Linked DNA regions of Homo sapiens: region 1 is linked to region 2. Evidence: read pairs that join two places in POLR2A ChIA-PET (ENCODE). Cell type or tissue: HepG2. All regions are shown on one strand. Each heading gives the region's core, and the rest is flanking DNA. Links, peaks and the distances in the headings are about the cores only.

Region 1 (4,398 bases), core at 191-4,190, 150 kb after region 2:
TTAAATACCAATATTAAAATCCATAATAAAAATTATTCAAGGTTGGGAGCAGTGGCTCACACCTGTAATCCCAGCATTTTGAGAGGCCGAGGCAGGCAGATGGCTTTAGCTCAAGAGTTCTAGACCAGCCTAGGTTAACATGGTGAGAACCCAACTCTACAAAAAATACAAAAATCAGCTGGGGATGGTGGTGTGCACCTGTGGTCCCAGCTACTTGGGAGGCTGAGGTAGGAGGATTGCTTGAGTCTACGAGATCAAGGCTGTAGTGAGCCAAGATCACACCACTGCACTTCAGCCTGGGCAGCAGAGTGAGACCCTGTTCCCAAAAAAATAACAAATAAATTAAAAATTGAAAAATATTATCCAAGTCTTTCTTATACAGTAAATGAAATCAGATATTATACAAAAATATACAGATTTGTGTATTGTGTCCTGGCATTAAAAATGCCATGTATTCAAGATTTCAGGGAAGAGGCTCTCCTTTCCAAAGTCTGACCCCATAAAATAAGATTACTTTTGGGATTTTATAACTCATTCACTTATTAATTTATAATTTATTTAATAAACAAGTCATTTAAAGCCCACTGAAGATAAAAATATAGACTAATTAAATAAATAGCTACTGTCTATTACACCCAGATACTGTGATTGAACAAAAGACTGTACCAGCCCTCATGAAACTTATATTGTAATTTACTCTGTTTATCCTTGAGGAACTCAGCCTACTAGGAAGGAGACCTTTAAATAATTTCAGCAATTCAGTAAGTACTATAAAATAACATGGAGGAGAGAGTACCAGTTGTTTAGAGAGGTCAGGAAGAAATGTTTGAACTGAATCTTAATCAATCAGTAGTTTTCCATTAGGAAAATGCAAGAAAGGCAACGCAGGCAAAATAACCAAGCAAAGAAAAGGTTTACAGTAAACTACAAAGCATTTATTGTGGCTGGAGTTGAGAAGCTTTCTTTGGTTTTGCTTCTGTTTGTTTTCACAGAAAGAGGTTTTCCAGGGGGCAAGGATGGGGGAAGGAGCAATAAAAGCTATGAAAGGTTAGTAGGGGTCAAAATCCTGAAGATTTTGTAAGCCACATTAGGGAATTTGGACTTTATCCCGCATTTAAGACCAAAATATCAGAGTTTAAGGAAATGAAATAATCAGAAAGATCACTATGAAGACATAGGAAAAACTGAACATATAATAGTATGGTAGATCATCAGCATGATGGTCTTTCAGGGTAAGTTTTAATCATCTTTAAAAATAAAGGCCAGGTGTAGTAGCTCACGCCTGTAATCCCAGTACTTTACAAGGCAGGCAGATCGCTTGAGCACAGGAGTTCGAAACCAGCCTAGGCAACATGGCAAAACCCCGTCTCCACAAAAAATACAAAAAAAAGCTGGGTGTGGTGGCACATGCCTGTAGTCCCAGTTACTCGGGAGGCTGAAGTGGGATCTCCTGAGCCTGAGAGGCAGAAGTTGCAATGAGCCAAGATTGTACCACTGCATTCCAGCATGGGTGACAGAGTAAGACCCTGTTTCAAAAAGAAAAAAAAGAAAGAAGAAAAGAAAGGAAGGGCCAGGCACGGTGGCTCACGCCTGTAATTCCAACACTTTGGGAGGCTGAGGCGGGTGGATCACGAGGTCAGGAGTTCAAGACCAGCCTGGCCAACATGGTGAAACCCTGTCTCTACTAAAAATACAAAAATTAGCTGAGCATGGTGGCGTGTTCCTGTAATCCCAGCTACTCAGGAGGCTGAGGTAGGAGAACTGCTTGAGCCTAGACCCGGGAGGCAGAGGTTGCCGTGAGCCAAGATCACACCACTGCACTCCAGCCTGGGCTACAAAGCAAGATTCCATCAAAAAAAAAAAAAAAAAGAAGAATAGAAAAGAGAAAAGAAAAGAGGAAAGGGAACGGAAAGGGAAAAGACAGAAAATAAGGTTATCCTTTCCACTTGATCCTCAGCTTGGTAGCCAAAGTTAAAACTGCATGGCTTCTCCTCTTATTACCAAACCTTTTCTTTGTCTTCATTTCATAAGTAACTGTAGGAAATTAGAATGATATAGATCAGTGGATCTCAAAACTGCAGTGTACATCAAAATCACAATCACCTGAGTAACTTGTTAAAAATAAAAAAGCCTGGGCTGGGCTCCCCCATCAGTGATCTAGGTCAATGGTCTCCAAAGAAGAGTAACTGCATCAAGGGATGCAAAAAGCCTCCACTGGGATACAGAAAGAAAATATCAGATCTTCTATTGATATTTACCTCACCATTTAAAAATGCCTAATTTATATATTTATATATGTTTCTTATTTATTTTCAAGACAGAGTCTTACTCTGTTGCCCAGGCTGGAGTACAGTGGTGTGATAATGGCTCACTGCAGCCTCAACCTCCCAGGCTCATGTTATCCTCCTACCTCAGCCTCAGCCTCCCAAGTAGCTGGGACCACAGGTACGCACCACCATGTCCAGCTATTTTTTTTTTTTTTTTTTTTTTTTTTTTTTGTAGAGATGGCCTTGGAGACTTTTTTTAAAAAGGAGTTTGAGACCAGAAGTGGTGCCTCACACCTATAATCCCAGCACTTTGGGAGGCCAAGGTGGGAGGACTGCTTCAGCCCAGGAGTCTGAGACCAGCCTGGGCAATATAGTGAGACCCTATCTCAACAAAAAATAAAAAATTAGCCACGTGTAGTGGCACATGCCTATAGTCTCAGCTACTCAAGAGGCTGAGGCAGGAAGATCACTTGAGCCCAAGAGGTCAAGGCTGCAGCGAACTGAGATCGTGCCACTGCATTCTAGCCTGGGCAACAGAGCAAGACCCTGTCTCAAACAAAGAAACAAAAAACACCCTCCAACCTCCAGCCCCCAAACATATCACCTTCTAATATTTCATCAAATATCACCCTGTTATTACTGATAAAAGCATCTACTTTATTATATTTTCCCAGTTACATAAATCCTTTTGAAAGTACAACAGGGATAAAAGACAAAATAATGGTTGTAGCTCTAGAAACTAAATGTAACTACTGAAGGCTTTTCAAACAGATTCTTAATTCAGGCTAGAGAGCCAACTGGATCAAATCCTTGATCAGGCCCTAACAGCTGACATGCCTAAAATATTCTATGGGAATACAAGCAGGAATGGATTGGGGATGATTTTTTCCCTTGTGATACAATCCAGGAGAGAAGTATGCGGAACGACATAATAAAAGAAACAGCTTTTACTCTCATAGAAGAAAGATGCTAGCTAGCTTCAAGCACAGCTAACATTACAGGAAAAAGGAGATTTTGCTGTTAATGTCAATCAGTGCTTAAGACAAGAACAACAGTCTCAGCCAAGTACCAGCTTCTTTCTTTGTTAGAAAAGAGATTAAGCTTGTACTGTCATGAAAATATATCAAATCATTTATGTATATTTTTAAGGATTCAAAGATTATAATGTACCTTTATTATCTATGTAAACTCTAGGAATAACATATTTCAGGAATATGAAAATCTGGTTTTGCCAAAATAATCATTGCTACATATCCATCAAATTGCACTTCTCCTCTCTTTAACCTAGTCACATTAACTATTCAATCAACACATTCATTGTCTACTACAAAGCAGATACCATTTTGTGACATATGTCATATAAGCTGTTCTTTAGGGAGCAGAAAGAGCTAGGACAGACTTTATAAGAGTCTAAAATTAGGAAATATGATGTTTTCCTATGAAGTTCTACCAAATATCCTTTATCTTTCCATTTTCATTCAAAATAAGTGCTCTAACCACAAAAGCAATTCCTGAACTTAGAAACAATCACTTCTGTCTCCCCCCAATTCATTTCTATTATGATATTTATAAAAATGAAAAGCCTCACATATATTCTCATCTTTCCTTTTCTTTCCCTAATCTAGGCTACAAAACATGAGGGGAGGCGCAGTGTGGAATTAAATCTAATTTGTTGTATGAATAGCTGAAGTGCATAAGCAAAGCTATAATGGCAAAATAGAACAGCTGTATTATAGAGAACTGCAATAAGCCAAATATAGTTATTTGGCTATATATTCCACAGTTTACAAAGATAATAAACACCCAAATGCTTAAAGTATGCAGTGACTTCAGCACAGAGGCAGCCTTAAAGCATGAAATACCATGTCTCCAGGATACAGTCTTCAAGAGAAACTAATCTCTTGGTCTCAAACTAATGACTACTCTTCACTGAGGTTATAGCAAAACAAAGTGTTAGGTACTATATCAACTAAAAGGTACTATATCAATTACAAGGCTGGCCCACTGCCCCATCATACATTTCAAAACAAAAAGATTTATCTGCTTGAGGAATCCAAAAATTTCTATTGGTCTCCGGACCTTGACTGTACCTTTGCCAATGTCAGTTTACTGTGTCACATTTCTAAATTAT
Region 2 (4,398 bases), core at 319-4,318:
GCTGAGGCAGGAGAATGCTGTGAACCTGGGAGGCGGAGCTTGCAGTGACCCGAGATTGCGCCACTGCACTCCAGCCGGGGTGACAGTGCAAGACTCAGTCTCAAAAAAAAAAAAAAAAAGTTTTTATCCTCCAGATCGTAGAATTATATTACTAGAGGTGGTGATTCAGCAGAAGCTGGATAAGCAATAATAGGGATTTTGTGTAAGTGTTGACATATGGGTAGGGTGGGCTAGGTGATTTGCTAATAGTGAGATATTTTGATTCAAGTATAAATTTCAGTAGTTGCAGATGAACACAGAAGGAACAAGCACAGATTTCTGCTGATGGTTAGTAAGACAACATTGCCAAGGGAGGGTGTCCCCAGAAGAGCAGAAAACCTAATATGAAAGCTCAAATTTAAAAGATGGAAGCAGGAAGTAAACTGCTGAAGGAGAATGTTCAGAGGAAGAAAACCAGAGGGTTTAGGGTACAAAGGCTGAGGGTGGAGAGTTTGAAGGAAGAAGAAGAAATTAGAGAACCATAAAGAAAATGATATATTCTAAAGCGGTAGTCCTCAAGGTAAATTGCATGTAGCTGTGCCTTGGGATGCAGTAGGACTTACATATATATATATGAATGAATATGCATATACATTAAGCTTATTATTATTATTATTATTTTGAGACGGAGTCTCGCTCTGTCACCCAGACTGGAGTGCAGTGGCGTGATCTCGGCTCACTGCAAGCTCCGCCTCCCAGGTTCACGCCATTCTCCTGCCCCAGCCTCCTGAGTAGCTGGGACCACAGGTGCCCACCACCACGCCTGGCTAATTTTTTTGTATTTTTAGTAGAGGTGGGGTTTCACCATGTTGGCGAGGATGGTCTCGAACTGCTGACCTCGTGATCTGCCCGCCTCGGCCTCCCAAAGTGCTGGGATTACAGGCTTGAGCCACTGCGCCCGGCCAAGCTTATTTTTATATGGATTTCATGATGTATATATTTTGTAATATATATAATTTATAAGTAAATATAAATTAGGGAGGTGTACTCAACATTTTCATAGAATACATAGTCAAAAATGGTTTGCAACCTCTGCTCTAACAAAAATAAAACACCCTACATCTTTGGTTCAAGATTGTCACCCCCAACAGTTGTGTGAAATGTGGGGCAGGAATTATCACTATTTTCCTTTGGAAATTAAGGTTCCAAAGATAATGAGACCAGAGCCAAAGGTCAGAGTCCACTGTCTTCTCTCTGAGGCCTCAATGTGAAGACCTGAACTGTGGCAGCAGATAATTCTGGAGACCTGTTAATCAGCTGTATGCACCACGCTACTTAATTGATTTAGAAATATTGAAAAGGCCGGGCATGGTGGCTCATGCCTGTAATCCCAGCACTTTGGGAGGCCGAGGCGGGTGGATCACCTGAGGTCAGGAGTTTGAGACCAGCCTCGGTAACCTGGTGAAACCCCGTCTCTATTAAAAATACAAAAAAACTTAGCCGGGAGTGGTGGTGGGCGCCTGTAATCCCAGCTACTTGGGAGGCTGAGGCAGGAGAATCACTTGAACCTGGGAGGCGGAGGTTGCAGTGAGCCGGGATTGCACCTAGTGCATTCCAGCCTGGGCAACAGAGCGAGGCTGTTTCAAAAAAATAATAATAGAAATATTGAAAAGGCGTGGGACAAAGATAGGGTCTCAAGACCCTTACTGTAGTCAGGGGTGTTAATACGTTTTAGACTGAAACCTGTGAATGCTCACAGGTGCAAATGAAAGTGACACAGATACTACAAAAGTGCTTTCGTTTGACCACAAAGAAATTCTATAGGTCTGGGATTCTCAAAGTTTTGACATGTCATTTTAAGAATCTTATACAAAGTATAGACCTTTTCCCCAGAAGTATGCATACACACACATACTTTGGCATACAGTTTGAGTGAATGTCTCGTTCTGCAGCTGCCCTAGAGCATCCAGGGACCTCAGCTCATCATTTGCTAACTTTACCAAATGATGGGTTAAAATTCTCTTCCTTGGTAAAATTCTGCCCACACCCTATCTTTTGGGCACTTAATTATACCTAAAAATAGCATTGAGAAAAGCAGCTATTTCATCCACAATTAGAGAATATTCTTGAGTCCAGCATCAAAGCCATTATGGTGCTTTGATCAATAAGTTTGTTCTCCACGGAAGTGAGGCTTAATGGCTTAGGTGACCGACTAACTTTCTCCTTAGTTGCTCTAGAAGTCACCTGTGAATGAGCCCTTTCAAAGGGAATGATTTTGACTTCTGAAAACTTAAGCAGATTAGAAGCCTTGAGTATAGGATTTAGAATAAGAAGTACTCAGTAGTAACCCTGGTTGTCTAACTACACAGGCTTGTATGATTTGAACTTTTGTTGTTGTTGCTCTTCTGGTTTCCTTAAACACCAGACAGATCCGATTACAATTCTAAATATTTAGTTCTGTGCAAACAGGAACAGCTCAACAGTTCACCTTCACTGAGTAACGTATGTCTATTTAGATAAGCAAACTACTGTTGCAAAAACCCTGGCAAAATGTCAGGATGAGCAGGGGAAACTTTCATTATCTTTTCAGCCATCCGAACAGTTCCCCAAGAATCGGACATTTTTGAGACTTAACTAGTCAAGGTTAAATTACTCATTGTTCAGTGAGTAAATTCTGTCTAAAGACTTAGCTGGGGTCGTCTTTATTTTATTTTTTTCATTCTTCTTTTTTTTTGGAGGTTACTTCAACAAATAAAGTTTTATTTTTATTTAGGCTTTCCTTGTATTTTAGGGAAGAGAAAATATTTGCTTTATGTTCTTAAAGTGAGTTTAAAAAAAAAATGGTACATTTAAAGATAGTTTGGGGACGGGCATGGTGACTCATGCCTGTAATCCCAGCACTTTGGGAGGCTGAGGCGGGCGGATCACCTTAGGTCAAGAGTTCGAGACCAGCCTGGCCAACATGGCGAAACCCGATCTCTACTAAAAATACAAAAATTAGCCAGGCATGGTGGCGCATCCTTGTGGTCCCAGCTACTTGGGAGGCTGAGGCAGGAGAATTGTTTGACCCAGGAGACGGAGGTTGCAGTGAGCTGAGATGGCACCACTGCACTCCAGCCTGGGCGACAGAGTGAGAATCCTATCTCAAAATAAAATACAATTTGGGGTTTCTTAATGCCTATACTCCTTTGTTTAACTATAGGGCTTCTAGTTCTTTAAAGATGATTAGTGATTGTACAAAAGGTATAATATAATAATTATAACAGCCTCTTACTTTTCATATCCATTAAACTTTTTTTTTTTTTTGAGACAGAGTCTGGCTCTGTCACCCAGGCTGCAGTGCAGTGGTGCAATCTCGTCTCACTGCAACCTCTCCCTCCCCGGTTCAAGCGATTCTCATGCCTCAGCCTCCCAAGTAGCTGGGATTATAGGCATGTGCCACCACACCTGGCTAATTCTTTGTTGTTTTTTGTTTGTTTGTTTGTTTTTAGTAGAGATAGGGTTTCATTATGTTGGCCAGGCTGATCTCGAACTCCTCACCTCAGGTGATCCGCCTGCCTTGGCTTCCCAAAGTGCTGGGATTACAGGTGTGAGCCACCGCGCCCGGTTTAAGCCACCGTGCCCGGTCTTAAACTTTCAAGTAGACAGGACACACTGGCTACTTGTGTGCCCCCAGATGTATAGAATTATGTTACTAGGGATGGGGATGCTACAGAAGCTGGATAAGCAATTGTAGGGATTTTGCGTGGGAATAAAAGTGTGGAATGGCTAAGGTTAAACTGGCCAGTTTAAGAAAACTGAAGAGCAAGATGGCTTTAGTAAGTGGTATAGATGAATAGAATCAGAAAAATAATAGAAACAGTTTCTATTAGTGTAGTTCCCAATAGGCATTAAGTAGGAGAATTCTAACTTTAAGCTATAGCAATGGCTCTAAGTCTTCATGTGTACAAAGTTCTTGGAAGTAAAAGTGAAAGGGGTGGGCGTAGAATGAGCCTCATTCCTAACCAGAACACTCATCACTGACCACCTATACTTGTTTTGTAACAGAGTGAAGCGATCTTTAATGCAATTTTGATATTCTTTCCATCCACTCTTGCATTTTGTTCTTTGAGGTGTGAGAGAAGTGTGTATCTGTCCGTTCCTTAATGTACAGTGCCTTGAATGGTTGACGGTGTGGAACTTTAAAGATCTTTGTGTAAATTTACCTTCTGATTTCTTTTACCCCCTGTTCCTCAGCCTACATGGAGAACTTTCACTGTAATTGGAGAGTAGGAATAGTTATCTCTGTGTACAAATGAGACCCAATTCTTACATTTTCCATTGTGGCTGTAGGAAATTTTATTTTATTTTGAGACATTCTTGCTCTGTTGCCCAGGCTGGAGTGCGGTGGTGCGATCTCGGCACACTGCAACCTCTGCT

The links. Peaks named below come from ENCODE experiments on the same cell type or tissue, not always from the same donor. Only the 100,000 strongest peaks of a DNase experiment are listed, where the experiment ranks them.
Region 1: POLR2A ChIA-PET joins it to region 2 with 5 read pairs; 3 of 35 experiments call an interaction of 5 or more read pairs at or near these places.

Annotation. Positions count from the first base shown.
Region 1 is chr10:103,141,135-103,145,532 of GRCh38, forward strand. All of the region lies in intron 3 of NT5C2 (5'-nucleotidase, cytosolic II), which reads right to left. Among named protein-coding and RNA genes, the nearest start is that of NT5C2, 50 kb to the right of the region's middle. In HepG2, for the core only: no CTCF peak of the experiment used is centred there; no DNase peak of the experiment used is centred there.
Region 2 is chr10:102,986,678-102,991,075 of GRCh38, forward strand. All of the region lies in intron 1 of CNNM2 (cyclin and CBS domain divalent metal cation transport mediator 2), which reads left to right. Among named protein-coding and RNA genes, the nearest start is that of CNNM2, 71 kb to the left of the region's middle. In HepG2, for the core only: no CTCF peak of the experiment used is centred there; a DNase peak (open chromatin) is centred at 2,484; H3K4me3 peaks cover 1,059 bases.